Regions from separate parts of the Homo sapiens genome. Here region 2 is linked to region 1. The links are chromatin loops, found by intact Hi-C in ENCODE. Cell type or tissue: thyroid gland. All regions are shown on one strand. Each heading gives the region's core, and the rest is flanking DNA. Links, peaks and the distances in the headings are about the cores only.

Region 1 (16,626 bases), core at 5,728-10,727:
ACGAGTCAAACCTTAGGGTTAAACTCAATTTATCCCTAAATTCTATTTCCTTGATGGCAGTTGATGCCTTTAAAATGAAACAATCTTTCCTACTTAGCCCAGGAACCCTCGTTCTCTTGCTGTTCTGACAACTTACATTTAAAAAATGCTCCTGCTAAAATACAGTGTTATGAGAACAGAACAGATTTAATCTGAAACCAAGGCTACTTTTTCCTCATCTGCTGTATCAGAACTACAGAGAAAGATCACACAGCCTGTGGGTCATATTATCATCTTCCTGCATTCTGATCATACTTCCATGGAAACCTTGATGGAGGTCACTGGCCTGCAAGTTCAATCCAGTCCCAATGACCCCTGGAGGCAGGGGCTTCTAATTTAGATGAGATATTTTTCTGAAGTGTGTGTCCAATGACCACAGGTGTTGAAATGAAAGTTCTCTCGCTAACGACATGAAGGATCAAAATTCCTTGGTACAATTAGGTTGATTAAATTGAGCTCTGTGTCTAATATCCCTGTAGCTCAATAAAGTTAATGCAGCTTTCCAAGGGGCCCAACACAGAGGCAGGGAACAGTCTAGGTCCTGAGAGAATCTGGCCCACCATGGTTTCTAAATTAGAAGTTTGATTGCTTGTGACATCGTCTTAAAATGGTACCAGCCAAAAGAAGCTGAATTTTCCATTAGCCCAGGAAAAAAAAATGACAGATATTTAATTAAACTGCTTAGAGATTAGGTGGAAAGCTTATTGATGGACAGAGGGGCTGAATATCTTTATAAGCAAAGTTAGGCACTGGTGTGCCACATCTTTAATGTTGAGAAGAATTCACCCAGCCTAAGGGAGCTGAAGACGTGTGTGCTGCTTCAGCCTGAGGCTGCCTCTCCTGTCAATCACAAGAAAAAATATACATTTAAAAAGCTTGTTTATAAAGCACTAGGTGGTCACTGAGGAACTTAACATAAAATATAAAATGTGAAATTAGAAAGCTACTTATAGCTAAAGTTAATAAAGCAACCACCCAATCCATTTGCCAATTGTTGAGAGGTGACTAATTGCAGAGGAAGGTTGATTTGGAGGTGATCTCTAAAAAAAAGAATTTGTGGTCAGTGCTAGAGGGTAGGTTATGAGAAGGAGCCTACAACCCAGATGGGGAATAACCAAGGTTTGCAACAGACGATGTACGACAGGGATTATTCTCCAGAAATGTTGTGCTACCTTTCAGGTAGGCACAGGTGGTCATAAAATGTAGGTCACCCTCATTACACCAACAATAGGTCACCCTCATTACACCAACAATAGGTTACCCTCATTACACCAACAATAGGTCACCGTCATTACACCAACAATAGGTTACCCTCATTACACCAACAATTCAAGGGTCCCCAACTTTCAAAAGAGTATAAAGATCAATGAAATCAAGTTTCATAAATTCCCCCAAAGCAGTAGCTCTCAACTCTAGCTATGTGTTAACATTTCCTGGGGAGTTTTTTTAAAATACCAGTGCCAACTCTTGACCAACTGAGTCCAAATCTCTGGACACAGGTGTTTCAAGAGATCTCCAGGTGACTATGAATCACTTCCCAAGGAGCTACTTACTGAAAAGGTAAATTGTATGTGGAATTAGAAGATATCAGGCTCTGAAATCTGACAAACCTTGGTTCAGTTCGTGACTCCACTAACTTACTGAATCTAAGACACTCAACATGCGCTAACTTCTCCAGACTTCAGTCTCCTTATCTGGAGAGGGTCAATGATGGTCACATCTTGGAAGGCTTCTAAAATTAAATAAGGAAATAAATATATACCTGACACATAGACCCCCCAAAACACCCTTGGTTATTAATGGTTAATGATTGACATTTTATCCTTCTTCCATTGATTTTGCCATCGACCTTTGTAGGACGTGACAGGCTTAGATGATTTTTCCTCTCCCTGCTTTGTTTGTCGTCTAGAATTTACTGCTATTTGGTATCTGGGAGAAAAATACTCATGTTTTTCATGCTTTCTGCTCCTCCAGCTGCCACAGAAGTGTCCTTTTCATTTGATGTGGGAAATGGGCCAGTAGAGATTGTAGTGAGGTCACCAACCCCTCTCAACGATGACCAGTGGCACCGGGTCACTGCAGAGAGGAATGTCAAGCAGGCCAGCCTACAGGTGGACCGGCTACCGCAGCAGATCCGCAAGGCCCCAACAGAAGGCCACACCCGCCTGGAGCTCTACAGCCAGTTATTTGTGGGTAAGTAATGGAAAGGTAACCATGGCTTCCCTCTGTTGATTTTTAAGAGCCTGCACAATACAAAAAAAAAAAAAAATCAGCCTATGCAAGGTTTGATATAGAGATCCTTCCAAAAGTAAAGGTGTTGGCCTCTTGTAGTCTCCTTCAAGACAGAATGGAATAAGGAAGAAGTTTCAGGAGACCTAGATCTCGTTCCACTTCCACTCTTGGGAGCTCACTGTCCTCAGCTATAAAATCAGAGTGCAGGCTGAGACATCTCTCAGGTCTCTCTAATATCTGCAATTTTAGGTTTATGGTTTTAGAAGTGTATAAAGTTATTTGATCATTTGGGGCACTTGTAACTGTGTGGAAGGAAAGGAAGGAAGGAAGGAAGGAAGGGAGAGAGGGAGGGAGGGAGGGAGGAAATGGGCTAAGTTCAGATTTTTTTGAAATGATAAATATAAAGCCATTCCTTTCTTGCCTATTCTCAAGGTTCTAGGCAGAGAAAGATTTAGACTTTTCCTGACATAGGAAAAAAGATCAGTACAAAAAAGAAATTTAAACAGATCAAAAAGTTAAACTACCTATGCAAGAAGTGGATCCAGACACCCAGTCTAATCTTTTTCACCTGTCTTTCTGCTACTGACATATTTCAGATGAACCTAAAATTACTTCAAATTCATACCTGCTTCCCATGGCTAGTTGAATTTTAAATTTTGTTTTTGAGAATATTCATATGTTAGGAAATTAGCAACTTTTCCTCTGTTGAATGAAATAAAGAAGTGAGTTTGAAGGACTTTGTGGATGCATCATCTTAGACCCCTCTCTAGGGGGTCAATTGATCAGTGCAGTCAACTGTGGAAGTCTCAGACAAAGCAAGATAAGAATGTGACTTGGTTGCTGTTCATATTCATAACACCTGCCACTTGGGCTCCACCCTACGTTACAGCCTCACTGAGAGCCAGTTAATTTTAACAAGGGGCAGAGTCCCCACAGTGTCTTTCATAGTTGTGTTGGGAAGCTTGAAGAGCGGTAGAATGTCATTAAAGGAAAGGTAAAATTAGATCTCCATTCATTTTGTGTGATGTCGGCCAACTACAAAACAAAGGTGTGGGTCAATGAGCTTTGAAAGTGAGACTGACTTTTAACAACCACATCAGCTGGGGCTATAAAAGAGTTATAGATTTAGAAATAAAGTATTTCCTAATTACAACTGGAAATCAGCCCTTTCCAAATCCTTCCCTCAAGTTATAGATCACAAAATTACACATTATTTTTTAATTAGCTAAATATCAGGTCCATTGATCCCTGCTGAGCACAGTGAAGAAATTTCACTTCATCAACATGTGTGGCCCAGATTAGCTAGGACAAGTTTCTTCCTAAATACTGTTAATTCTGAACATGCTGGGTAGATTCTATCTGGTTTTCATCATAACAGGTGACCCTACTTGACTCAACTTCTCGTTTTTTTGACCCTGCCCCTGGATATAGAAGTCCAACTTTAGTTTTGTTCCTTTCTGTTGGCTAACTGTGGCTGTGTGTAAGAATTTTGAAGACCTAGTAAGGTTGTAAAATGAAGAGATGGAAGAGTATTTATTATGGTCTTGGAAGGAACATCAATTCACTTAAAGAAGGTGACCCAATAATAACTTAAGAAAAGAGCAAGGGCCTGAGATCAGAATTCTACAGAACCATGGAATATAAGGGATAAACAGAAAAAGAATATCTCAGGAAGAATGAAGAGGAATAGAAATAAGGAAAATTAGGAGAGAGTAATGTCACAAGAGGAGGAGGATTTGATTAAAAAGGTAATGGCAAATAATATCAAGCACCATGAGTAAAATAAGGCTAGAAATGTGCGTGTGTGTGTGTTTTGAGATGGAGTCTCATCCTGTGGCCAGGCTGGAGTGCAATGGTGTGTTCTCAACTCACGACTCACTGCAACCTCCACCTCCTGGGTTCAGGTGATTCTCCTGCCTCAGCCTCCTGAGCAGCTGGGACTACAGGTGCATGCCAGTATGCCCAGCAAATTTTTGTATTTTTAGTAGAGAAGGGGTTTCACCATGTTGGCCAGGCTGGTCTCAAACTCCTGACCTCAGGTGATCCACCCACCTCAGCCTCCCAAAATGCTGGGATTACAGGCATGAGCCACCACTCCTGGCCTGTGTTGTTTTAATTTAGCAATTGTAAAACCATTGATGACCGCAGAAACAGAAATTTCAGAACAGGAGGCTGACGTGATGAGTCAGCAATTTCTTTTGACTAGAAAATAGTCTCTAGTCCCAGTTTCTAATTCCTGTCACCTTAAAGGGAGGCACAAGGCACATCTCTCAGATATGAGCTACTTTAGCCAATTTGTGAAATATTGTTCGGCAATAGAAGTCTACCTCAGGTGAAGTGAGAGGGGTTGTTACAAAAAAAAAAAAAAAAAAAAAAAAAAAAGGACGGCCACGGTGGCTCACGCCTATAATCCCAGCAATTTGGGAGGCCGAGGCAGGCGGATCATGAGTTCAGGAGTTCAAGACCATCCTGGCCAACATAGTGAAACCCTGTCTCTATTTAAAAATACAAAAATTAGGGCTGGGCGCAGTGGCTCACGCCCGTAATCCCAGCACTTTGGGAGGCTGAGGCAGGCGGATCACGAGGTCAGGAGATCCTGACCATCCTGGCTAACACGGTGAAACCCCATCTCTACTAAAAATACAAAAAATTAGCCAGGCATGGTGGTGGGTGCCTGTAGTCCCAGCTACTCAGGAGGCTGAGGCAGGAGAATGGTGTGAACCCGGGAGGCAGAGCTTGCAGTGAGCCGAGATCGCGCCACTGTACTCCAGCGTGGGAGATAGAGTGAGACTCTGTCTCAGAAAAAAAAAACAAGACTCTAAAACTAACACCTAGTTCAACAGCTATGAATTTCTGGAGCCACTTATCTCCAAACTATTCAGTTAGAATTTAGGGACTTAGGTGTTAGTCTCAGTTCACCTCTAATATAAAAGCATTTTCTTGACCAACTATTACCATCTTCCCTCTCTGAGTATCTTCTATTTCTATGTTTTGTTTGTTTGTTTGTTTGTTTTACATGGAGTCTTGTTCTGTTGCCCAGGCTGGAGTACAGTGGCATGATCGTGGCTTACTGCAGCCTCAACCTCCCAGGCTCAAGGGATCCTCCCACCTCAGTCCCCAAGTCGCTGGGACTATAGGCTCATGCCACCATGCCTGGCATGAGGTCTCCCTATGTTGCCCAGGCTGATCTCAAACTCCTGGGATCAAGTGATCCTTCCACCTCAGCCTCCCAAAGGGCCGGAATTACAGGCATGAGCCACCATGCCTGGCCTCTTCCAATATTAGACATTTTTTATTACATGCTTGGTAATGATTGAACAATACCAGGGTTGCCAAGTGGTCAGTCTTCTCACAATGGTGTGTGGTTAACAATATGGTCTTTGACTACCACCTCTGCCTCTTGCCAATTGAGAAACCACTGACAAATTGCTTAATATTTCTGTGTTAATTAGGAATACAGCTCCTACACCACAGTATTAAATGAGATATTCCATGCTAAGCACTCAGGAGAGTGCCTCGCCTAGGGCCCATAATTATTATCATTATTATTAATAATAGTAGTAGTAGTAGTATTTGAGACAGGGTCTTTCTCTGTCATCCAGGCTGGAGTAAAGTGGCGTGATCTCAGCTCACTGCAACCTCTGCCTCCCAGGTTCAAGTGATTCTCCTCTCTCGGCCTCCTGTGTAGCTGGGATTACAGGCATGTGCCACCGTGACTGGCTAATTTTGTACAGAAAGGGTTTCACCATGTTGGCCAGGCTGGTCTCAGACCCCTGACCTCAAGTGATCTGCCCGCCTCAGCCTCTCAAAGTGCTGGGATTACAGGCATGAGCCACTATGCCCAGCAGGTCCATTCTCATTAAATGTGAGTTTCTTTTTCCTTTACTATCCTTTACCTTTTATTCCCTTTATTTTCTTCTTCCTCCATGTAATAGTTACCCTTCTCTTAAAGAAGCCTCTTTCAATGGGCTCATTACTTCTTTCTTGAAATATTGACTTGAAATGTGATCACTTCCACTCACCAACCCTACAGGAAAGCTCACATGCAGAGATGTCCCTCAATATTCAGAATTATTCTGCTAGTCCTCAGCTTACCTGCAGAGGCCACAGAGCAGCAAACTAAGGCCCAAGGATTTTTTCACAGTCAGCCAAGAAATCAGAAGTTCATCTGAAAACATCACACCAGCATCCCTGCAACAGCTAAGATATGTGACAGAATGGCCCAAGAGCTCCACCTAGGTTCCGGAAGGAAGGGCTTTCATACAAATTAAAGCTGAAACAGACTGCAAATAGTTCTTGGCTTTGCACACAGAGCTCTACAGAAGGCCACCTTCCACCCACTAACCTGTGTTAATGTAATTGCCTGAAGGGTTTTTCTTGCCCGCTACACAGGTAAACCAAATTCACTGAGACAATGTTATTGCAGTAAATAAAGCGTTTAATTAACACAAGGACAGCCAAGCAGAAGGACTGGAGTTATTACTCAAATCAGCCTCTCTGAGGACTCAGAGGCTAGGGTTTTTAAGGACAATTTGGTGGGCAGGGGGCTAGGGAATGGGTGTTGCTGATTGGTTGGAGATGGAATCATAGGGGTGTGGAAAATTGTCCTCATGTGCTGAGTCTGCCTCAGGGTGACAGCCACAGAACTGGTTGAGTTCTGCGTCCCAAGTCTGGATGGAGGCAGGTGGTTTCCAGAATGCAAAAATCTGAAAAAAAAATCTCAAAAGACCAATCTTAAGTTCTACAATAGTGATGTTATCTATAAAAGCAACTGAGGAAGCCACAAATCTTGTGACCTCCGGCCACATGACTCCTGAGCATTAAGGGATTCTAGAAACTACACCTACATTTTAACAGAGTTCAGGCCTCTCCCATAATTCTAATCTCATGGCCTTTCATTGGTTTTACAAAGGCAGTTTCAATCTTCCAGCCAGGAGGGAACCAGTTTTAAGGAGGGACAATTATCATCCTTGCTTTAAAGCTAAACTCTAGCTGGGCACGGCGGCTCACGCCTGTAATCCCAGCACTTTGGGAGGCCGAGATGGGGGGATCACGAAGTCAGGAGATCGAGACCATCCTGGCTAGCACGGTGAAACCCCGTCTCTACTAAAAATACAAAAAAATTAGCCAGGTGTAGTGGCAGGCGCCTGTAGTCCCAGCTACTCGGGAGGCTGAGGCAGAAGAATGGCATGAACCCGGGAGGCGGAGCTTGCAGTGAGCCGAGATCGCGCCACTGCACTCCAGCCTGGGTGACTGAGCAAGACTCCGTCTCAAAAAAAAAAAAAAAAAAAAAAAAAAAGCTAAACTCTAAACCAAATACCTCCCATGGTTAGTTTAGCCTGACCTATGCCCAGGAAGGAGCAGGGACAGCCAGGCTGTGAGGCTAGAAGCAGGACGGAGTCAGCCATGCTAGACTTTTCTTGCTGTGTGATCTTTGCAAAGGTGGTGTCATTAGCGAGGCCAGGCTCACATGTCCTTTTGCAAAGTAACCGAAAAAAAAAAAAACAGAGAAGACACAGTTCACCTCACTGCACATCTAAAATATAATTAGAAGCTGTCATCCCAAAAGGGTTAACACAGGTCTTTTGGAAGTTGTAAGAATCCAGAGATTATTCTGGTTTAATCAAAAAGTAACAAATACATTTAAAAACTAAGAGACACAGAAAGAAAAAAAGCACTTGCTGGTATTTGTCTGAAAAGTGCAGGAAACTTTTCCCATTTTTTGATCCAAAATGAGTGTCCAGCATATGACGAGCTCCCTGGATGGCCCAGCAGAAGCACTTAAGCCACATGTTGATCTGAAGCCTCAGCCAGCCCAGGTGTTCGGACCTGGGCTGTCCGTGGGCCAGATTTTTCTTAGGCGGTGGAGAAAGCAAACAAGCTCATGGTCATTGTCTAAGCATGAACAATGCCAGGCTGGATTGAGCAAAGCCAGCTTTGGCAGAGACATACAAGGAGTTTGGAGCCCTGACAGCTGATAGCAGCGGCAGGAGTGGGAGAAGGCAAGATATCTGCTGGGCCCCCAGCCTGGGAGGCTGGCTGCCAGCCCAGGGCATGGCCAGGAGCTGGCAAGCAAACACCACTGCGGGGAGCCAAGCAGGCTGTTCAGGTCAGGGAGCTAGGACAGGGTTAGCATGCAGCAAGCTAGACACTAGCCAGAGCATGCAACTGCTCTTGGCAGTCATTAAGGGAGGAGATCAGAGTTACAAGATCTGGAGGCCATTTCAGACAGCTTCAGGAAGAAGTCAAGCTCCTAAGTGGCTCCTTGACAGAGGCTAGGTCATCTTAACTCATGACAAATGTCCGTGCTCAATTTACTTGGCTCTGGCCTCTTCTGATATCTCTCTAGAGGTTAAAGGGAACCATCTCTTTTGTGCAGTCCAAAAAGGAGTTGAAAAATCACCCTCAGTGCTTCAAGCTCTTTTGCGTTGGGCAGAAAGCCTGACTGAGACTCAGTGGAAGGCACGCTGTCTTCAGGAGGACTCAGAGACTACCTGAGAGTGGGGAAGCCCGCAGCCTCTTCTTCCTCTGACAGTTTGTCTATCAGGAGACTTTTTTCTCCTGGGTGGCAACCTGAGTTTATGGAAGAGTTGAGGTTTATTAAATGGACGTATAAGCAACTACAGACTGAAATGTTATAACCATTCTCTGAGTCCAACCTCCCCAAATTCTAAAATACAGCTTGTTTGGTCAGCTGCTTCTCATACTCTCTGTATTCCAAAATTGCAAATGGATCATTCCAGTGCCATCTGAAATGCAGTATCATTGAGAGACCAAAGAGAAAATCGCATTTGTGTGTGAAGGAGAAAAATAGAATTCTAATAATGAAATTCACCCAAATCTATGTATGAATAAAATGGCTGTTTCTCATATCTAAGAAATTGATAATAAAAGATGTACAACTCAGGCCGGGCATGGTGGCTCACGCCTGTAATTTCAGCACTTTGGAATGCTAAGGCGGGCAGATCATCTGAGGTCAGGAGTTCGAGACCAGTCTGACCAACATGGTGAATTTCTGTCTTTACTAAAGATACAAAAATTACTCAGGCATGCTGGTGGGTGCCTGTAATCCCAGCTACTTGGGAAGCTGAGGCAGGAGAATAGCTTGAACCCAGTGGGCAGAGGTCACAGTGAGCCAAGATTGTGCCACTACACTCCAGCCTGGGTGACAGAGTGAGACCACATCTCAAAAAAAAAAAAAATGTACATCTCAAATTGCAGGAATTATAACCTAGAGAATGTGTGCCTGCCCCTGTTTCCTGCAAACCTGCCTCAAAAGCAACCACGTGAATGCTGACTGAGACACCCCGGTGAACCCCAGGGCCAAGTGCTTCCCATGCTTCCCCTCAATGAGTCCACACGAGTCTATAACATAGATAACATTGCTAATTCTTGTTTTATTCTCACATTAAAGATTAGTTGACTTACCGAAGGTCGTGCATTTAGGAAGAGACAGAGATGGGATTTGGTTCCAGACAGTCTGACTCCAAAGACTCAGCGCTTTAATCATTCCTCTTGTCAAAGCAAAAATTGCACTGGGCAAAGTTGAACAGGCAAGGAAGATCTTCATTCAGGGCTGTTGCGACAGGGTAGAGAAGCCAGAATGCAGTCGAGCTCGCCTCCACTTCAGCTAAGGGCAGGAGAATTTTGTTTCTTTATTTTGATTTTTTGGTTTTTTTTATTTCACTAAAATACAATGGGAAAGTTTTTACAAGCTGGGATAGGAGGGATCATAGGGTGTCTGTGTTTGCTGATTGGCTCTACCCAAAGGAAAAGTAAACTTTCACAACTTGGAGTTAGGCTCCCACCCTCCCGTGGAGGGGAGACAGGGTGCTATTTTCCTTGACAATTACCATTTCAAAGAGATGACTCCCAAGTTTTTGAAAAAGCCATTCCTGGGTTGTAAAACTGGCAAACAGCTTTTTAAAAAATTTATATCTCAAAAGGGCAGAGAAAGAATTAACAATAACAAATTTTCTAAAGTAAGTGCTCTTAAAAAGTGAGGTCAGGGGTCTAGGGTGGAATGGAGGGGTCCTATGTAAAGTTTAGTCAAGCTGAAGGCAAAGTTCAGGCCCTCTTGGTCAGTCTATACCAGCGTCCCCTGACTGAGATGACCCTGTGGCCCAGAGGGTATGTGGAAAGGTGCGGTGACACTGGGTGCTCCCACAGCTTCCCACAACGTGCAGGAGAATCCATCCCAAGGAAGATTTGCAGGCCCCACGTGCAATACCGGCCCCTTGTGGAGCACTCTCCCAGTTATGGAGTCTATGGGAGAGACTGAAGTTGACAGGCAGTGGTGAGGCTGGACATCAGGCAGCCCTGGCTGGTATTATGCAGATTATAAAGTCGCCATGGCAAAGATCTAGGCCTGCAGAGGGCCACTGTCAAACGCAAAGGGTTTGGTTTAACGAGAAGTTAATGCAAAAGCACTCTTCTCAGGGAATGAGACTTCTTACTTGACAGTCTCTATGACATGGAAATAATGTTTTGTTTTTGTTTTGTTTTGTTTTGAGTTCCTTTGGTAAAGCTTTTATAAAGTCGTCAAAGTCAGCATGGATCTCTAAGTCTCAGACACATTCTTCGGGGCTTTGCAGACTCTCTCAGCAGCATGTCTCCTGCGCTCTTTCCTGAAATACTTTCTTCCCACAGATTCCACAGCCGTGTGCTGTCCTGCTTATTTTTCCTACCAAGCTGGCCATCACTTAGTCTCTCCTGCATTCCCTCCTTCCTCCGCTTGACCACTAAGCATTGCAGTGTCACAGAGCCTTCCTGTCTTCTCATCCGAATATTGTCTTGGATGATCTCATTCAGCCCACCATCCAATGGCTTCTGATAATAATTTGTGCCAATGTCTCTCAAATTTAAATCTCCAGGCCTCTCTTCTCTCAGGAACTCTAGATCCACTTATCCTACTTTCTACTTTGTGTTTCAACTTAGATATTAAATGGGCATCTTAGAATAAACATGATGGGAAACAACTCTTGATGCCTCCTGGAAATTTGTTCCTCCAAAAGCCCTCCCCATCTCAGTAGGTGGCATCACCATCTAATCCACCCATCCACCCTAAATTTGGAGTTACCCTTGATTTCCTTCTTCCCTTTCTTTCTTCTCTTTCCCTCATCACTTCCTATCCAATAGTAAGCCCTGTGAGTCTACCTCCAGACTGTCCCTCAAATGCAGCTGAGGCAGGAGAATAGGGTCTGGAGGCAGGGAAGATAGGCAGATTCATGCTGACTTCTTGGAACTAAATCAAATGGGAACGCTTCAGCAATGACAGGAAGGTGAACGGCTGTGTAGCTTCACTTCATCCTCTCCATTTACTTATGCCACACACTGAGTAACATCCTTGCCATTTACATAGGGTGCATACTGAGTAAATGACTTTGTCACTTGACTTCGTCTTCTTCATTTACATAGGGCATATACCAAGTAACCAATGGGAAACCTCTAGAGGGTGTTGAAACCCCAGAAAATTATTATTATTCAGAAATAAATGAATACGTTTATTTATGTGTCCTCCCCCTAGAACGTAAGCTACATACAGCATAGACGGAGGATAGGGTCCAATAACAACTGGTCAATGGTTACCCAATAAATATTTGCTGAGCAAACATCTGGATGAATAAATAAGTGATTGTGATTTTTCTGGGTTAATATCCATATTCAAAATTAGATCATCTCCTTTCCAAAGCAAGAAGGGTTTTTCCTTATAAACTTTCTCCAGAATTCTTTTCTCAAAATGTGATGATATTTACCATCTTGGGAAATATCTTTTTACTGGGAACCACAGACTGAAATCAAGCATGACAGAAGCAGAAGCAGCAAAAAAAAAAAAAAAGTCACAGAGAAAGTCAGCATATTATGGAAGACAGCATTTCAAATCAGTCTAGAGCCTGAGCATAGTTTTCAGTCTTCCTGATATCAAATTGGGGTCTTGCCTGTTTGGCGGTAGCTGTGATGCTGGCTGCAATCCTAATGCAGAGTTTCTACCCCAACCTTTGTAACTAGTTCTTGGTTCTCTCTGGGATAGAAATAGGGAGTGATGTCGTAATTAGAAACCATTGCCATACATTAAAGAGTAAATTAATTTGCTGGACAAAATCTAGCAAAAAAAATTACTACATTGAAATCAATCGACCATATGCAAAGCAAAAATGCAAATAAAATATAGAAGCTCCTCCAAGAAATGCCTTCTCCTTCACAGTTGTTCACTACAAGGGTTACCAGCCCTCTATTCTTTTCTGAACCTGCTGGGCCACCACGCTCAGTCGGCTGCTATCTTCTCAATAGAACCATCTCCACCTACGACCCCCACAAAGGGCAAAGGATAGCCCCTTCCCACTTACAGTTGCCATGTATGTTTTCTGCCCTTTGCCCTTTAGGGATCAAAACTAATTGACTTTTGCAATTCCAGCTACCTTTCAGTCAGAGCATTACCATAGGAAGTGAGTGATGATAGGTACAATGTTTGCGCTTTTTTTTTTTTTTTTTTTGAGACAGAGTCTCCCTCTGTTACCAGGCTGAAGTGCAGTGGCACAATCTCGGCTCACTGCAACCTCCGCCTCCCGGGTTCAAGCAATTCTCCTGCCTTGGCCTCCCAGGTAGCTGGGACTACAGGCACACGTCACCACACCCAGCTAATTTTTGTATTTTTAGTAGAGATAGGATTTCACCATGTTGGCCAGGATGGCCTCGATCTCTCGAGCTCATGATCCGCTGGCCTCAGCTTCCCAAGGTGCTAGGATTAGAGGCATGAGCCACCAAGCCTGGACAATTTTTGCTTTTTTTAAAATGTGCTCCCAAATAATCAAATCAACAGTGTACTTTTAATGTCTTTTGAGCTCCCAACTAACTAAAAGATAATCTGTTAACTATATTATATGGGTAGAAACTTTACGGTGAACATTCTGAACCTAAGAAACTAAAGGTTCACCTTCTCATGTGTCACAAGACCAAATGCTTCAGGAACTCTGGTCTTTCTTCCAACATCCTCATGGCAATTGGAATGGTCTGATGCAGAGAAGACATTTTAATGTAACGGTACCACTTTTGCAATCAATATGGAAAAATGTTTTTCAACAAATAAATAATTTCTTATACAGATTTTTTATCTTTCCGATAAGGACTGAACTAAACTTCATGATAATAAATGGCAACTGTCCCACAGAAAAAGATTGTAATAAAATAAATTAGTATCAATGACACAAATATTGAAGAAGGGATAGATCCTCGCAGCCCCATAGTTCCTCCCACAGTACACTATGAGCGTGAGAAAAAAGAGGCCCACTTTTAGTATTCCGCATTCAGATAAACAGGGTCGTTTCCCATCAGACGCTTCCCTCTCATGTTTTTATCTCACAGTTTGGTTTCTGCTCCTTCGTGTTTTCAAGGCCCCCTGATGTGCAGGATATTGCGTGGGTCTCTCTTCCTTTCATGGTCCTATTGTCACATCCTGACAATGTTCCTCTTTCATTTTAATTTCATTTTATTACGTTTTTTCTTCACCATTGCCAGCTTCACCCTCTCGCCATCGCCGACACCCACTGAAACGTATTTTATGGATGGTCTTCTAGTCCCACCCTCTATATATTTGTTCAAAGTATACATATCATTGTGGAAATTCGTGTTGTCTCTTGTGTGCCATGCTTTATATGGGTGGCATTGTACTACAGATCCCATTCTGTTTCTTACTCTCTTCCCTCTGCCTTACATTGTTAAGATCTATTTGAGTAGTTCTCTGAATACTATGTGCATAGTGCTCCATTATGTGTATTTACCACGCATCATTTATTCTATCCCCTAATGATGAATACCTAGGTTTTCTGCAACTCTGCCACCACGAATAACCCTCCAGGGAATATATTTATGTGCATTCTCTGCCACCTGTGTGAGGACGTCTTGTGTGTGTGTGTGCCTCTGTGTGTCCCCAGAATTACTGAGTCATAGAGTATGTGTGTACCTAATTTCACTAAGCACTGCTTGACCTATCAGTTTCTGAGTATAAATTTTAAACTTTATTTACTGAATTTCTATCAATAGTTCTATCAGTGGTAGCTTCGGGTAATTGAAGTCTATTTTGCTAGTTAGATGTGTTCATGATCTTCTTGATTTATTGTTCCTTGTACCAGTATATAATTTCCATCTTTGTTCCTTATGACATTTTTTTTTAAATCTCACAGTTTTGTCTCTGCTCTTAAAACTACCACACTGCTGGGCGCGGTGGCTCACGCCTGTAATCCCAGCACTTTGGAAGGCTGAGGTAGGCAAATCTCTTGTGCCCAGGAGTTCAGGACCAGCCCGGGCAACATGGTGAAACCCCATCTCTACCAAAAAATACAAAAATTGGCTGGATGTGGTGGCACACACCTGTAATATCAGCTACTTGGGAAGCTGAGGTGAGAGGATCGCCTGAGCCCAGGAGGTCTAGGCTGCAGTGAGCCGTAATTGTGTCACTGCATTCCAGCCTGGGTAACAGAGTAAGACCCTGTCTCAAAAGAAAGAGAAAATGACTACACTAGCCAGGCATAATGATGTGCGCCTATAGTCTCAGCTACCCTGGAGCTGAGGCAGAAGGATGGCTTGAACCCAGGAGGTCATAGCTGCAGTGAGCCGTGATCACACTACTGTACTACAGCCTGGGGACAGAGCGAGACCCTAACTCTAAAAAAAAAAAAAAGAAAAAAGATAATAAATGAACAAACTACTATGCTAGCCTTCTTGTTGTTGCTAATATTCCTGTTATAACCTGGTATTTTTTGTACAGGTGTTTGTATCCTTTTGTTTAAATGTTCCTCTTAGATTTCATATTGCTGAACCTTTTAAAAATCCATTTGGACCAATTACTCCTATAATTTTGACTTGGCAGTGAAAATAAAGATGCAATATTTTTTCCATCTATGTTCTCAAGACTTGTGACTCCTGTACATGGATCGGAAGGATCCCTGGGGCTGGGGGTCTCTGGTTCAGATCCACAGCTATTGATGAAGGTGTTGTTTTTTGGTTTTGGTGGTGGTTGTTGTTGTTTTTCTTACCTACCCTGTTTAAACACTTCATGAGTGCCTTCCATTTGAACTCTAATATTGTTTGTTCTGGAAATACCAGATATTTCTTCAGATAGTTTCTTGCCTGTGTTTATTCTTTTCTTATGAAGCTACTATTGTGCAGATGTTGACACTTCTACCCTCCGTAATTCTTGACTTTTGTTTTATTCTTCTAATCTCTTTATTCATTCCTATTGTCTTCATGGAAGGTTTCTTGACCCAATATCCCAACCCACGAAAATGTTCATCAGCTTTATCCGTTCTGCCATTCAGCCCCTCCAAGGATATCTTTATTTTGACAGTTATAGATTTTTCACTTCAATATCTCCAACTAATTCTTATTCTTATAGTTTGTCATTGTCCTGTGTCTCCAATATCAGGAAGGTGGGATTCTGCTAATTTTGCTGCCGCTTCATGTCGGCACCATAACGCAGGTGTCTTTTATGCAAATCCTACAGTTTTCTGCTGTCATTGGTTCTGTGTCTTCAGCGCTGCTTCTTGCCCTTATTTCGCAGTGCTTGCTGTCCTCAGAGGTCCTGTCATTTCGCCTTCTGAGTTCAAGCATATTCCCTTGAGATTTCCAAATGCCACCTTTGTTATTGTCTTCCTACAATGAAAAACAAAAGTTCAGGGCCTGCATTGAGCTCCTCCTGGAAAGTTGAGGGGGCAAAGAAAAACTCCTGCCTCAGGACAAACCTCTGGCATTGTCATCCCTCTCAACCCTTTCTTGTTTCCAGTCCATGTCCCTCACCCACCTCCCATACACACACACAACTTCAGAGTACCTCACTCCCACCTAGACAGGGGACAGCCATCTTCCACTGTCATTGATTCTTAAACCAGTGGTGTATCTATACCACTAAATCTAGCCTCTCACTACCCGTTCCTCCACTAATAAGCATCTTATTGCTATATTGAAGTGTCTGTCTCAAAAATAACCAAATCCAATAGCCTGTTACTGTTGTCTGATTTTCCTTGACTTCTTGCTCTTATTTAACAATTGTCACTGTGCCCTCCTTGAAATCTTGACATCAAAACACTCCAGTCTTCTGTTTTCTCAGCCTCTCTGCCAACTCGCCTCCCTTTTCCCTTTTCCTCAATCCCCAAGCTTCTCTTCTTTTTCCTCCACCCCTTTGCTTGGATGGCTGACATACCCATGAGGCTTGGTCATCAGAGCTACACTAATCCCTCACGGATCCATCCCAGGCTTGACCTGGGACTAGCATCCGCAAAGGCTTGTATGTGAAGTCTGAGAGTGAAGAGAACAGGGTGCCAGCTTGGATAATAACACCAGGGATTCTTGACTCCGGATTTA
Region 2 (16,626 bases), core at 4,961-9,960, 610 kb before region 1:
ACTTAGACAGTGACGCTATCCACTCACTAGTACCTTCTGGAGAAGCCACTAGGATAGTCTGAGAATATTACTGGACTACTAAACAAATTGAGATTCTTGAAAGCTGAATTGTGTTGTGTTTTTACCCCATCATCACAAACCTTTACATTTGTTCAGACCAGGAAAATAAATGTCAGATGCCAATGTAGTGACACTATCAACTCCCAGGTGTAATCAAGTAGAGACTGAGATCCCTACACCAAGTCAAAAACTTTTATTTCTTTGCATACTATGGACCATGGTGTCAGGAATAATCACAACCCAAAGAATCAGGGAATACAGAATTTTAGAGCTGGAAGCATTTTTAGGAATTGTTCATTCTTTCTTTGTTATTACAGAAATGAGGATACTGACTTCTACTGAGAGGATCGTATTTCAAGACCATGTGATGGCTTTATAACTGCTCTTTCTGACTCTACTGTTAACTCTCTCATGTCCAGGCTCATACCAGCCAAAGGAAATTCGTAATAAAATTTGATCCTCTCTATAATTGCTATTCCTGATTCCACTGTTAACTCTCTCATGTCTAGGCTGATACCAGACAAAGGAAATTAGTAATAAAATTTGATCATCTCATTCTGCTTCTTTACACTCCTTCAAATGTTCTGCATTACTTTGAGACTTAATCAAAGTCCTTCAGTTAAAGCATCAGTTCTTTGAAGACCTGGTCCCTGATTGTCTGCAGTCTCATCAGCTCCTACTTGCTCCTCTTGAAATCTGGACTCCAGTCACTCTGAGTGTCACTCCAGACCCCCCAGAACATCACACTCTTACCTCCATCCTTTACACATCTCTTTCCTTCTACTTTCACAGCACTTCCCCTGGACTCTTCTGTCTGCCTCCACTTCATTTTTCAGAATGCAGCTTAATACCTCCAAAGAAAGTCACCTCTAACCCAGAGGTCACATTTGTTCTGTTTAGTTATTCAAACTCCCAATTTAAACAAGTCTGCCTATATTGTTTCCTAACCTATGACAGATATAAAGAGTAAGTTATATTTCTGTGCATTAGGATACAAGAAGAGCAATTAGAATTTGCACAATGCAACATGACATCTCCAGTAACAATATATTGCAAGGATTCACTACTTATAAAAAGGGAAACAAGGAGGGCAGATCACAAGGTCAGGAGATCGAGAGCATCCTGGCCAACATGGTGAAACTCCATCTCTACTAAAAATGTAAAAATAAGCTGGGCATGGTGGCACGTGCCTGTAATCCCAGCTACTTGGCAGGCTGAGGCAAAAGAATCGCTTGAACCGGGGAGTTGGAGGTCGCAATGAGCCGAGATGGTGCCACTGCAATCCAGCCTGGTGACAGAGCAAGACTCTGTCTCAAAAAAAAAAGAAACAAGTTAATGAAACAAAATTTTCTGAGATCATTTGGTAAAGGTGTCAGATTGGTGCAGCGTAATCCAGTGATTGATGTAGGTAATTTTGAAACCTGAGTCAGCAAGAAATAGCAATTATATTTAATGTAATATGATGAAGGAGGCAGAAAACTGCAATAACTTAGAATGATTTCCACTAAAGATACTTAAAATAAAATGAGTTTTAGTGCTTATAGCAAGGAAAACTCCATTTATGTTTAACATCTACTTCTTTTAAAAATGTATACGATATAGGGGGAAGATGGTAACAGTTAGAACACCCAAATTCTGGTCTGGTAATTGACACTAAATTAGTGAGTGACTTTGAGTGAGTAAGCCATATGATATCTTTGACTCTTAGTATAATGCAGTGGCTAGGAACAGGGGCTATAGGCTCAAATCTCATTCTATTCCATTACTTTCAAGCTCCATAGCCTTCTGTTACTTTAATTGCTCTAAGCCTCACTTTCCTCCTTTGAAAATGGAAAGAATAATACCTTCCTCATAGGATTACTGTGACAAACAGAAGGCACAACACTTACAAAACACTCAGCATAGAATATGACACATAGGAAGAGCTCAAACAGCTGTTGTTGTTGTTGTCGTAATATAAGTAGTTACAGTGAGGGAGATAGATCACATGCTCTCCGAGGTCTTCTCAAATTCTAAAATTCTGTGGTTCTATGAACAACTCGCTCCCAAATGATGTCAGATAAATGAGATCTCACTGTATACTGGGCAATAAAATCAATGTGGTCAATTTTAAATCGTACCCTGTAAGGTAAGGTTGAGCAGGTCATGAATTATTCAAAACTTTGGTTACACTCAATATATTTCTATTTGATCATGGAATGCATAGAACTATTTAAAAGAGCATTTTTAACCTTCTCATATTATGTTTAATGATTAAAATGAGTTTGATCTTTCCGTGTTCACTAAGGGAAAAGAAATGGAGCAATGCTGGATAGTTTATATATGTGCCCCACTTAATCATTAGCGATTTAGGTGAAATCATCGAGCAACTTTTTGGGTAATAAAAAATGCAAGCAGGATATACAGTTTTGGCCCAGATAACAGACATGCCTATAAATGAGAGCCAGTGGCACATCATCTCCTTATGAAGCTTTTTCAGAATTTCAGGTAGTTCAGGTCCATATGTGCTTTGAAATTCTAAGGGTGAGAAGATGACTATCACGTGTTTTTCCAATTATATCTTAATTTTCAAAATAGGCTTATTGCAGCATTGATGTCTAATTAGAGTTGCCGGACACAGTGGCTACAGTCCAATGCTATAATAATCTAATTAACTAAACTCTCCACTTATCATGTAAGTGCCTCCTCACCTACCACACACTTCACCATTTAAAGTGATATCCTTTTCCTTTCTTCTTTTTTAAATGAAGAATTTGTTCAGGGAGACATTTGGATTGTTCAGTGGTAAAAAAAAAAAAGCTCCAAAAAAAAAGCAAATAAGAAAGTAAGAGTTTGTACTGGACAGCAGAAGTGACATCACCTGGGCAGGCAGAGCACCTGTTGAAATCCAAGACTTCATTTACGGACTAGCTGTGTGACTTTGGCAAATTACTAAATCTCCCTGAGACTTAGCATCTTTATTTGCAAGCTGGGAATAATCGGAGGAAGTTAACTGAGAAGCTATTGGGACTTAAGCTTCAGGGCCTTTTATTTGTGTAGGGCATATATGTTCACATAGTCATATGCTTATGTTAAGTTTACAATGTTAAGATACCTTAACTGTGACTAGCTAAGAGCTCTGTCTCTTTCAGTATGACTTTCTTCCATCACATGGTGAAGATCTTTGGAGAAACCTTGAACAGGTTTGGTGTCATGCTAAGGGAAAGTTGAGATCCATAAATTTGTGTTTAGTGACAATATTTATGTGCTCTGAAGTTATTTCTCTATATTGTCACATATTGCTAGGCATCTAGTGTAGGAATAATTTTCAAGTGCACTCCCAGTGCCCATGTTCAGACCTACATATGTATTTGTATTTAAATATTTCAATCTTTTCTTAAAGAGAGATTCCAAAATGACATTAAATTCAAGCTCCAGAAAACCTAGATTTTCCTTTGGGGATAATGATATGCTGAGACCAGCTCAGCTGGGGAGACCCTAACCCAGCAGTGCTAGAGGAATTAAAGACACACACACAGAAATATAGAGGTGTGAAGTGGGAAATCAGGGGTCTCACAGCCTTCAGAGCTGAGAGCCCCGAACAGGGATTTACCCACATATTTATTAACAGCAAACCAGTCATTAGCATTGTTTCTATAGATATTAAATTAACTAAAAGTATCCCTCATGGGAAACAAAGGGATGGGTTGAATTAAAGGAATAGGATGGGCTAGTTAACTGCAGCAGGAACTTATCCTTAAGGCACAGATAGCTCATGCTATTGTTTGTGACTTAAGAATGCCTTTAAGCGGTTTTCTGCCCTGGGCGGGCTAAGTGTTCCTTGCCTTCATTCTGGTAAACCCACAACCTTCCAGCATGGGTGTTAGGGCCATTATGAACATGTTACAGTGCTGCAGAGATTTTATTTATGGCCAGTTTTGGGGCCAGTTTATGGCCAGATTTTGAGGGGCCTGCTCCCAAAAATGACACCTACCTTATACTATTTCTATGAAGATTAATGTGAAAGTTTTTTCCTACTTTCCTTTGTTTGTTCTGTTTTGCATTCTCATTCTTATTCTGAACAACTCTATAATAAGGACATGAAGATTATCTAATTCAGAGTTTTTATGTTTTATTCCCAAGCACTTCTACCCCCTCAAATAAAACCATAGGCGTGATCTTGATGCATGTAATAAGCCAGTAATTGACAGAATTTATATGAAGCTTAACCCTCACTGTTTGGGTATATCCATCTCTCATTTCTGTAAATCTCCAAAGAACCATGGCGAGCCTCAGGATTCCATACGCTCCATTTGAAAACCCATGATTTAACTCAATTCCCTCTTTTTATAATGGAAACTAATTTCAGAGAGGCTAAGTAACCTCTTGTCTTCCCATTCTATGTTCAATTCACCATATCTTTTCTGTAGGTTTATGATAGCAAACAATTGTTATTATTTATTAGTTTTAAACACAAAGCTACCTGTTTTAAACAAAACAATTTATAAATATTCTTCATGTCATGGAATATTTATTCTAGAGGGATTAAATCTTTAAATATAAGTGTTTCCAAACTGGAAGAAAATACAGAAGACTACATGTACAAATGAGGCTTTGAGGTAACCTATTACCAAAGCCATCAGAGATCTGTAAAAATCTGAAACTTTTGTGTGTAAATGTACAACATATAATGTTGTTCTCCACATACTAAATTGGCAAATTATGTTTGCAACAGTTATGGCACATACAAACTGCTCTTAGAAATATAAATTATGCAAAGAATGATGACTCAGAAGCCCACAGAAGAGCACATTTCAATGGCCCCAGACTTCCAAAAAAAAATTTCAGGCTCCTGGTAATGAGAGAAATGCAAATTAAGTAGCAATGAAGCTCTCACTTCACATCCATCAGAGTGGCAAAAAATTAAAAGTGATAATAACTACTGTTGGTGGGGATGAGTTAAAAGGGTACTTTCATTTATTTCTGGCAAAAATGAAAATTGTTATAGGCTTTCAGAAAACAATTTTGAAATATCTATTCCAATAAAAAAAAAATGCAAGTCCTCTTTCCAGGGCCACAGCATGACTTTCATGGGCCCTAGAAACTTGTGCCTGTGTTGTCTTCTTTCTCTATTAATATTATATATATATGTGATAAGATTTGGCTGTGTGCCCACCCAAATCTCATCTTGAATTGTAACTCCCATAATTCCCATGTGTTGTGGGAGGGACCTGGTGGGAGACAATTGAATCATGGGGGCAGTTCCCCCATACTGTTCTCGTGGTAGTGAATAAGTCTCACGAGATCTGATGGTTTTATAAGGGGTGTCCGGTTTTGCTTGGCTCTCATTCTCTCTTGCCTGCCACCATGTAAGATGTCTCTTTGCTCTTCCTTTATCTTTCCCCATGATTGTGAGCCTCCCTAGCCATGTGGAACTGTGAGTCCATTAAACCTCTTTCCTTTATAAATTACTCAGTCTCGAGTTTGTCTTTATTAGCAGCATGAGAATGAACTGATAATACACACACACACATACACGTACTCATAGACATATATATGTATGTATACATATACAGACAGAAAATATATTTTATGATTGTGTTGGTGTAAAGAGGAATATAAGTCAAACTGAATTTATTATTACTGGATTTACTTTTTCTTAAATTTTTAAGATAAAAATATTCCCTGAATCCCTAACATCTTGTGGGCCCTGGGCACGATGCCTTTTGTGCTCAACAATACAAGCCCTAACTCCTCACTCAGAAATTTGTCTACTGAAACCAGAACTTTAGTGATGTTTACTTTCAGCATTTTGGTAGTAGCAAAAACTAGACACAAAGTGAAAACCTTCAGTGGGCAATAATTGAGTAAATTTGGTTAGTATGATACCATTTTAGAAAAAAAATGTAAGCCAACACAACTGTGTGTATGTGAGTTGTCTGTGTTAGTTATCTATTGCAATCTAACAAGCCTCCCTAAAAATTAAGTGCTTAAAACAACAATCACTTTATTTACCCATGATTCGAATAGGTTATCAGTCTGAGATAGGCTCTTCTGAATAATTCTTTGCTAGTCTTCCATAGGGTAATTCATGCAGCTGTAGTCAAATGACAGCTTGCCTGGGGCTGGGCAGTCTGTGATGTCCATGTCCTTCCACACAAGTCTGATGGTTAGTCTGTTCCTCAGCTGGGCCATATGCTGCCAGCAAGCCAGCCCAGCTTTCTTCACATAGGTTTGAAAAGCAACTTTTAAAACCTAAGGTTGCATCACTGATATGATTTGACTGTGTCCCCACCCAAATCTCACCTTAAATTGTAGCTCCCATAATTCCCACGTGTTGTAGAGGGACCCAGTGGGAAATAATTGAATCATGGGAGACAATTTCCCCTATACTATTCTCGTGGTAGTGAATAAGTCTCCAAGATCTGATGGTTTTATAAGGGGTTTCCCCTTTCACTTGGGTCTCATTCTCTCTTGCCTGCCGCCATGTAAGATGTGACTTTCACCTTCCGCCATGATTGTGAAGCCTCCCCAGCCATGTGGAACAGTGAGTCAATTAAACCTCCTTCTTTTATAAATTACCCAGTCTCAGGTATATCTTTATTAACATCATGAGAACAGACTAATCAAATCACATTTGCTAATGTCTCTTTAATCAAAACAAGCCATATGATCAGACCCAGAATCATGGTGGGAGGGCCCTGACAAGAGCACAGATGAGAGGAGGTATGATTCATTAAAGAACACTACTGTAAAATTCTGTCAATGTGTGCAATTGCATATTTATGTACACATTATCATGTTGGTATGGTAAAGATCAGCAGGAAAAAAAGAAAATGGAACTATTAATAATTTTATTCAGATAGAGTGAAGTTACTTACTGTTTAATAACAGTTTATATTACTTATATATTAATTCATTAAAAGCTGTTTATCAAGTGCCTACTCTATGCTAGATGAGTGCTGAGTATAGAACAATCTTCTGGAAAAGTGAACATCAAGGGACATGCCCACAACTAAGACCGTTTACTTAGTTATTGTAACACCATCTTTTGAGGATTAAAAAAAGTAGATATGTACTTGTGCATCATAATTTCTTAGCCTAGGACAAATGCTTTATTACAGTTAAATACTCAATATGATTTGTGTGACCCCTTGGAGCTTGGGTGAAGCCAGTGTACAGGGAAAGGAGAAAAGCCAATACAACAGTGCATTGTCAAGTTGACTGTGGTCAGTTGAGTCAGGTTTTCAGTCCCAGGGCAGCTCCCTGAGGAAACCTCTGAAACACATCGCAGATCTTTCTGCCCAGGAGTACACATGGATGAAACTGATTCTCATCCCCTTTGTTCGAGTGACTCCAAGGGCATTGACTTTACCAGATTTTTGGCATATGCATGCATGAGGCCACATCAATTTCTGAGACTAACCCTGCTCTGCAGTATCAATGAAACCCTCAGGGCAAGAAGCAAGAGGAACAGGGCAGATGCTGTATCTGTGATTAGCTAATCAAAACCTAGGAGACATTGGTTACCACAGCAGTGGCTGCAGTAAGAGGTGGGGCCAAAAGGATATAAATTAGTATACAAGAAGTGTCTGATACAGCCCACCCCTTGCAGAACTGAGACTTGCTCATGTCTTCTCTCAAGTCTAATCTGTCATAAAGTCATCTTCAATCTCTGCAAAGTTTCAATACAAAAGATTGGCAGAATAAGTGATAATCCCTGTATTACAGCTGAATCCAAGGCAATAATTGATATTATTTATCCTTTCCTTCAACTCATCCTAAGCCAGTATTTCAGCTGGTTGCTTGACTGATGCAGTGACCCAGACTTTCATCTCCTGGAGATCTAGGTCCTTAGTTACCTTGCTCTTCACCAGCCACTAATGCTGCGGTTGCTTAATCACCATTAACACTGAGCACAGAAGCAGCAACAGGTATTACATTCAATCCCCTGGGCTCCAGACATTCTTCTCCCTGCCTGCTAGGGGGCAGCAGCGCTGTCTCCTCAGCTCATTCAGATAAGCTACCTTTGCCAGAACAGTAGTAACTCCTTTCTTTGCTTGATGGTCCACTGGCATGAGGAGCTTTGTTTTTGTTTTTATTTTTGTTTTTTTGTTTTGTCTTTATTTCTTCTAAACACACACACACACACACACAACAACAACGGGATACATGTGCAGAACATGCAGGTTTGTTACATAGGTCTACGTGTGCCATGGTGGTTTGCTGTACCTATTGACCTATCCTCTAAGTTCCCTCCCTGCACCCCACACACCCCAACAGGCCCTGGTGTGTGTTGTTCCCCTCTCCGTGTCCATGTGTTCTCAATATTCAACTCTCACTTATGAGTGAGAACATGCGGTGTTGGGTTTTCTTTTCCTGTGTTAGTTTGCTAAGGATGATGGCTTCCAGCTTCATCTATGTCCCTGAAAAGGACATAATCTCATTCCTTTTTATGGCTGTGTAGTATTCCATGGTGTATAGTGCCACATTTTCTTTATCCAGTCTATCACTGATGGGCATTTTGGTTGGTTCTATGTCTTTGCTATTGTAAATAGTGCTGCAGTAAACATGTGTGCATGTGTCTTTATAATAGAATGATTTATAATACTTTGGGTATGTACCCAGTAATGGGACTGCTGAGTCAAATGGTGTTTCTGGTTCTAGATCCTTGAGGAATTGCCACACTGTCTTCCACAAGGGTTGAACTAATTTTCATTCCTACCAACAGTGTGAAAGTGTTCCTATTTCTCCACAGCCTCACCAGCATCTATTGTTTTCTGACTTTTTAATAATCGCCATTCTGACTGGTGTGAGATGGTGTCTCATTGTGGTTTAGATTTGCATTTCTCTGACGATCAGTGAATTTGAGCTTTTTTTCATATGTTTGTTGGGAGCCTAAATGTCTTCTTTTGAAAAGTGTCTGTTCATATTATTTGCCCACTTTTTGATGGGGTTGTTTGATTTTTTCTTATAAATATGTTTAAGTTCCTTGTAAATTCTGGATATTAGACCTTTGTCAGATGGGTAGATTCCAAAAATTTTCTCCCATTCTGTAGGTTGCCTGTTCACTCTGATGATAGTTCCTTTTGCTGTGCAGACGCTCTTCAGTTTAATTAGATCCCATTTGTCAACTTTGGCTTTTGTTGCAATTGCTTTTGACATTTTTGTCATGAAGTCTCTGCCCATGCCTATGTCCTGAATGGTATTGCATAGGTTTTCTTCTAGGGTTTTTATGATTTTGGGTTTTAAATTTAAGTCTTTAGTCCATCTTGAGATAATTCTGTATAAGGTGTAAGGAAGGGGTCCAGTTTCAGTTTTCTGCATATGGCTAGCCAATTTTCCCAGGACCATTTACTGAATAGGAGATCGTTTCCCCATTGCTTGTTTTTGTCGCATTTGTCAAAGAGCAGATGCTTGTAGATGTATGGTGTTATTTCTGAGGTCTCTGTTCTGTTCCATTGGTCTATATGTCTGTTTCGGTACCAGTACATGCTCTTTTGGTTACTGTAGCCTTGTAGTATAGTTTGAAGTCAGATAGCATGATGCCTCCACCTTTGTTCTTTTTACTTAGGATTGTCTTGGCTATTTGGGGTCTTCTTTGATTCCATATGAAATTTTAAACATTTATAATTCTGTGAAGAATGTCAATGGTAGTTTGATGGGAATAGTATTGAATCTATAAATTACTTTGGGCAGTATGGCCATTTTCATGATAATGATTCTTCCTCTCCGTGAGGATGAAATGTTTTTCCATTTGTTGATGTCCTGTCTTATTTTCTTGAGCAATGGTTTGTAGTTCTCCTTGAAGAGGTCCTTCACGTCCCTTGTAAGTTGTATTCCTAGGTTTTTATTCTCTTTGTAGTAATTGTGAGTGGGAGTTCATTCATGATTTGGCTCTCTGCTTACCTATTGTTGGTGTAAAGGAATTCTTGTGATTTTTGCACATTGATTTTGTATCCTGAGATTTTGCTGAAGTTGCTTATCAGTTCAAGATGTTTTGGGGCTGAGATGATGGGGTTTTCTAAATATAAAATCATGTCATCTGCAAACAGAGACAACTGGACTTCTAACCTGCGGAGCTTTAAGTGACCAGGTCACAGCCATTCTTTGAAGTAAAGGGGAACCCATATACTTGACAGATATGGTAAGACCAATGCCTCCCATGGCAAATCCTGCTGAGGTCTATAAAAAGTAGTCACCACAGCAGTTCTGGTATAAGGGATGAGTCAAGGGATTTGAAGCAGTGGGCTCGATGTGTCTGATATAGTAATATGTAATCTACATAGAGGAGTTAATTATCCACACCATGTCTTCTTTTCTTCCCCCATTTCTTATCACATACACCCTGGAATCAGAGCTATTTATTTAAATAACACACGCATTATATTTGAATTATTTGGTTGCACATGCTGTATAAAGCAATACATTATTTTTATTAGAATGTCAATGATCATATAATTGTTTGATAAAAATTTTTCTTTTATGGAAATTTTCTCTGAGGGGGGAATATCACAATTTTCATAGAAGGATTTAGAAGTTGCACTATATAATGAGAAATGAGTACTGCAGATCCTTAGCAAATATGACTTTATTCTTCCACTTTTAACAACATAAATGCCTTGGAAAAAATCACTCAATTTGATCATGATTGAAATTCCCGGTGGAAAAATATATTTGGGATTTGTTAATTATTTTTCAGTGGGGTTCTCTTTTTTGAGAGAGCTGAGTGATATGGTTTGACTGTGTCCCCACCCAAATCTCACCTTAAATTGTAATAATCCCCATATGTCAAGGGCAGGGCCAGGTGGAAATGATTGAATCATGGGGTGGTTTCCACCATGCTGTTCTTGTGGTAGTGAATAAGTCTCATGAGATCTGATTGTTTTATAAATAGGAGTTCCCCTGCACAATCTCTCTTGCCTGCCACCATGTAAGATATGCCTTTGCTCTTCCTTCATCTTCCACCATGATTGTGAGGCCTCCCCAGCTATGTGGAACTGGGAGTCCATTAAACTATTTCCTTTATAAATTACCCAGTCTCATATGTCTTTATTAGCAGCATGAGAATGGACTAAATACACTGAGCATGAGTGGAAGAAAGTCTCAAACTGAAGTGAAGAAAAAGGGAAGGGGCTGATGTGGGGAGAGGAGCAGTCCCTCAGCAGCAATGTCAAGTTCATTTGCTTTGCCTCTGGCCACTGAGGAAAGACAATGCCAGGCAACTGTAGAGCTGGGCCAGCACCTTCTGAAACGATCTTGTTCCCCAAATAACCACAACAGATATTATATAGCAGGTAAACTAACAAGTAAAGGCAGAAGTGAAAAAAATTGTTCTGTGAAAATATATGTACTATATGTACATATAGATATAGTATATACGTTTGTGTGTGTACTTAAACCACAATGCTGTAAGAAATCATAAATTTATCTGAAAATACTGGGTAAGGAGATAGTATCCATAAAAAATACTATTCCCATAGAATTTAAATATTCAGTGAGCTTTCACTGACTAACTTGCATACACCAGGCACTGTGCTATCAGGTATGGATGTAGCAAAAATTATGATATGGTTCTTATGTGCATTAAGGTAAACATTATCCAGAAATATGTAGGCTTTCTTGTTTTCTTAAATTAGAAGACAAACAGTATAGGTTTCTCCTGTTAGCTCAGGTATATCATTATCAGGTTCAACTATTCTAGCAGGTGGTAATAAATTGTTTTTCTTCTCATGCTGTCTGCTGTAAATAGGATCAATAAAGTCAGAATAAAGATCACAAAAACTTTCATTACAGTGCGAATAGTTTAATGCAGCAGTTTCTATGTGCCTAGATTTTGGCAGATGCTTTAAGATTCTGGAATATTTGAAAATATTATTACTTCTCTGGTCCTTGATTGTGTAAGGAATGCTGAAGTTATTGACTCCTTAATCTCTACTGAAGGGGCTTACTTTGAAGACTAGCAATTTCATTATTTGATTCTGATTCTGAGATGACTTTAACAGAATCTCAAGCAATGTAAGCCACATTTAGCAATCATAGCAATAGTCTGATATTTTTGAAACCTGTCCTATTATAAAACAAGCCTACATTTATATAATCCTCATATCTCAAAAGAAGTTGGAGAAAGCCACTGCCTGGGAAGTTCCTTATCCTGAACCTAAATCAGATGCTAATATCTTGTTGCTGCATTGGTTTTAACAGTAGACTCTCAAGGATGCTAATATCTTGTTGCTGTTTCGGTTTGAAAAAAGACTCTCAACTTGTATTCATCGATGGGTGTTCTCTATTTCTTAACAGGATTATCTATATTTGAATCTTCTTTTAACTCTGACTGAAGAGCTCTGAAATCACCAATAATGTCTTCATTACTACATCAATACTTAAATAATGGACAAGAAATTATAAAGGCTTAGCAAAGACATTCAGATTATTATGGCCTTTTGAAATATGCACCATAAACTATTAACTTAGAGTGCTTGGCCAAAGTAAAACTTGAATATCCCATCAAATTCCTCATTTTTATGAGAAAATTTATACTCAGAAAATTTAAGTGGCAAATAATCCAAGTCATATGGACTGTAAGTTACAGAACCAAGTCACAAAAAGGAGTTCTGATTCTTGATCTAAAAGTCTTCCCACTGTGTCCTTCTATGGCCTTCAGTTTTGGGCGGTGTATTTTGTTTGTTTTTTATTTGAGTTATATGCGAGTTTAAACACAATTCTTTCTGCTATGGGAAACGGCCTGTTTCATTTTCAAATTTTGAAGCTCACATTTTTTAATGGTTTATTTTTTCATTAAATTTAAAAGGCTTTATTTAACAATTAAAAATCAGTCCTATTGCCTCATTCATTGAATTCCATAAATTACAGTAAAACATTTTAAAGCTGTAAATTAGTATACAAACGTAGCTATCTTTTTATTATTTGAATCATAGAATGACTTTAAATGACTAAAGTTTGCATTTAGAATTAACACTTTTTAATTTAAAAATCTGATTTTTCATTTAACTGTGATTTGTTTAGCTAAAAACAAATGGAGAATTTGAATTTCTTTACTCCATTTTACTTTCCTCAACACACACACACACACACACACACACACACACACACAGAGATATAAATAAGAAAAATCTACACTTCCAAGAGTCATTTCCTTAGTGAATCACATCCCTCACTTTTCTCCACACTGTCCTTCAACAATGAGAATAAAATACGCCTTCTTCCTCCATAATATCAGTAGAAACAATTCAGCACAATGTTTAAACAAGTGTTAGGACCCTGTAGCCAGAATTCCTGTGTTCAAATCCTGGCTCTGCCTTTTTCTAGGTGAGCAATCCTAGACAAGTTAACTATTAAATAATTGCTTTGAGCAGATGGCAGTGACAGAGCCCTTGAAGAATAGCTCTCTCTCCAGGCCAGCAGAAGAAAAATGACAGTGCAAGACACAGGATAGGACAGTCAAGAGGCAAAAAGAAATACAAGCTAAGGGCACAGAAATGAAGAGAAGAATGTTTCCATGAGGAGTCAGCCAACAATGACAATGTCTACTAAACTCCTAGAGAATGAGAACGTAGTGAAAGCCCAGGGTAGGTATCAGTGACATTCTTGAAGGTGAGACAGCAGTGATAACATTCTGACTTGAGGGGCTAAGGTGTAAGTGGTGAAGAAGCAGGAGTTCCCCTAGATTGGACAGGGAAACGGGACTAGCATGTAGCACGTGTCTACCTGCCCTTGAATCTAAGATCGCAGAGACCAGTGCAGATGAATAGAGAAGATGCAGCCAATGGAAAAAAGAGAGGAGGTAAATGGAGAAAACCATTAAATGATCTCAGGACAAGCATGGAATCACATGGTTCTGGGGAGGAAGTGTAAGGAAAGTCCTTCTCTTGTCTTCCTTGCAACCTCCTATTCATCCTATAAGACTTAGCATAAAACCACTTCACAAATAAAGTATTTCCAAACTGTCCTAAATCAACTTATCCAGTTTATTTTTCTAAAGTCTCTGAGTACTTTGTTTTATAATCTTTTATAACATCTAACAAATTATATATATTATTTAGTTAACATGCCTGCCCCATGTATTACATAGCAAATTCCCCAGAGCTAGGATTTATGACTTTTTTACTTTTTTCTTCCTAGGGCAAGGTATAGTGTTAGATACTACTACCACATTAGTAGGTGTTCCTAAAATAATTAGCAATAAGAAAGGGGCTGAGGTGGTGGTTTGCGCCTGTAATCCCAGCACTTTGGGAGGGCCAAGGTCAGGTGTAAGAGACCAGTCTGGCCAACATGGTGAAACCCTGTCTCTACTAAAAGCACAAAAATTAGCCAGGCATGCTGGCGCGTGCCTGTAATCCCAGCTACCAAGGCAGGAGAATCGCTTGAACCCGGGAGGTGGAGGTTTCAGTGAGCCGAGATCGCGTCATTGCACTCCAGCCTAGGCGACGAGCAAAACTCTATCTCAAAAGAAAAGAAAAAAAAGGAAATGAGAGAGAGAAGGTTAGAGATGGGAATGGAGACTCAGGAGATGCAGCAACATAAGCAACCTCTATAGGATCTGAGCAAGATGAACTGGATGCTAAGCTTCTTCGTCCAGACCCATTAAATTGAGGAAGCGTGTTTGTAGCATGCCTGTTGGATTTTGTAGGCTTTCTCTCCTTCTTAGAGTTTTCTATAACCTAATAGTAACCCTGAATAAAATACAAGTAGAGTTGTTTAGGTTTAGTCATGTAATACAGGAAAATTTGATATATTGTGGAGTGCAGGTCAAAGAATACCAAGAATGGATATTGAAGTCTCCAGGAAATATGGCAATCACAGTGATACAGGGGCAAAGAGTCCTGGTTTTGTGACTGGCATTGCAATAGTATGGATTATTTTTTTTTTTCTTTGAAACAGTGCCTTGAAGCCAATTTATAGAGGGATTTGGGAAGGATCAAACAAAAGAAAAAATGGGCTGGGTATGGGGAAGGGAGAGAGTAGAAATGAAATAATAAATGTAGATATACTCTGGCTTTCAGAAACTTTTTGAAGGACTTATCAAGTAAAAGAACTACAAGCTATTGTAATTTCAACAAGAAATTGAAACTTTGTCTTTTTTAAAAAAATCCTAATTTCCTCCCTCCCCTTGAGGCTTGGACAGGTAAATAAACCCATTAGGGGGCTATAATGAATAACATCTCATACAGAAATTATATGCAGGGAAAGATCATGACACAATATTAGCATACAGAATATCTGTTTTTAAATCCACATTCTCTCTACCATCTTCATTTGCTGTGTGCTGATAATGAGACAATGGTTCCTAAGGGAAATAATGTAGTTTACTCAGGGTATTCATTCAAGCTCTAAAAAAAAAAAATCCAAACAGACAGAGAACATATGAGGTTAATATTCAAGTGTTAATGAGGACTTAGGTATTGTGAAGCTTATATTGTACTAATTAAAAATAATTGCATGGTCCTAGAATTAGAGAGCTTTCACTGAGGAGGGTCTCAAGGTCATTGCCGCCTCTCTGGATTTCCAACTTGGCTGTGCACAAACCTCAGTGGTTACCTTAACAGGAATAATTAGGTTCTGGGCAAACACATTCCTGCAACCAAATTCACTAGAGTCTGTTGAGATAAAAAAGTCAGTTTCATGGTTTCTAATGAGAATTACCTCTTTCCAATATAGAAACTTATTTTTGAAAGCAAGATTAGGATCAGAAGGTGGTTTCATGGTTAAAAAGGGAGCAGAATAAGGAGGGCCCCAGAGACCATCCTACACTGAACAATACCAACCCAGATAAGCCCCATATAAACTATATCGCCGCTATGCCTACGTTTTACATGAAAAGGCTTCTTTATCCATTCAAGGGTAGAAATTCCCAGAAAACCAATCCCTCATTTTAGCATCTTATAACCTGGTCCCTACAGCAAGTATGTACAAGTATATAGTAAGCATGTGATCGCCTCCAGTATAAAAGAGCAGAAAGGTGAGGGCATTCATAAGCGATTGATGGATACGCAAAATGTTATATTACAGCATTTCTTATCAAAATTAGATTTAAAATTATTTCATGCTTTTTCCCAGTTTCATATCAAATCATTAAAAGTGAATATTTTTCCCTCTTCTGTACAGTCAGGAAGACTGCTTATGATGTTCCAAAGATAACCTTTATGTATGTGCTCAGCTTTGACTTATGAGTAAGTTTCTCACATGGGTTAATACCCGGCCACTTCTAGTGATCCTCATGCTTTTCAAGGTCACAACAGGAAGGATGTATATTTCAAGTTTAATTGTTTCTCTCAAAGCACGAGGAGTAGACAGGTGTGGAGAGAGTCTTCCTCAGCTCATCAGCGTCATGGAACTCTAGCTCTTCTCCTAGGGAATAGGGCCTCCTTCATGTTTCTCCCCCTACCCTATCCATTCTTTAATCGATGCTTTATTTCCCAGCAATTCATGCCTGTTACTTGTCTTTACTCTTAAACCTTTTGCTTTTCTCTTTCTGCCAGCATTTTGGCAATCCTGTATAGGCCTGCGGCCACGTCTGCATGTAAGCAGAGAGCAGAATTTCTGCTTTAACAGAATTTCTCTGTCACA

What was found. Peaks named below come from ENCODE experiments on the same cell type or tissue, not always from the same donor. Only the 100,000 strongest peaks of a DNase experiment are listed, where the experiment ranks them.
Region 2: it touches region 1 in a loop (4-fold over the local background); 4 of 110 quality-filtered maps call a loop at or near these places.

What each region holds. Positions count from the first base shown.
Region 1 is chr7:148,145,478-148,162,103 of GRCh38, forward strand. It overlaps CNTNAP2 (contactin associated protein 2), which reads left to right. Exons shown (of 24, transcript NM_014141.6): 17 at 2,014-2,232. Among named protein-coding and RNA genes, the nearest start is that of C7orf33, 440 kb to the right of the region's middle. In thyroid gland, for the core only: no CTCF peak of the experiment used is centred there; a DNase peak (open chromatin) is centred at 8,304.
Region 2 is chr7:147,539,456-147,556,081 of GRCh38, forward strand. The region is part of intron 11 of CNTNAP2 (contactin associated protein 2); the gene reads left to right. Among named protein-coding and RNA genes, the nearest start is that of MIR548F4, 170 kb to the left of the region's middle. In thyroid gland, for the core only: a CTCF peak has its summit at 8,018; a DNase peak (open chromatin) is centred at 8,016.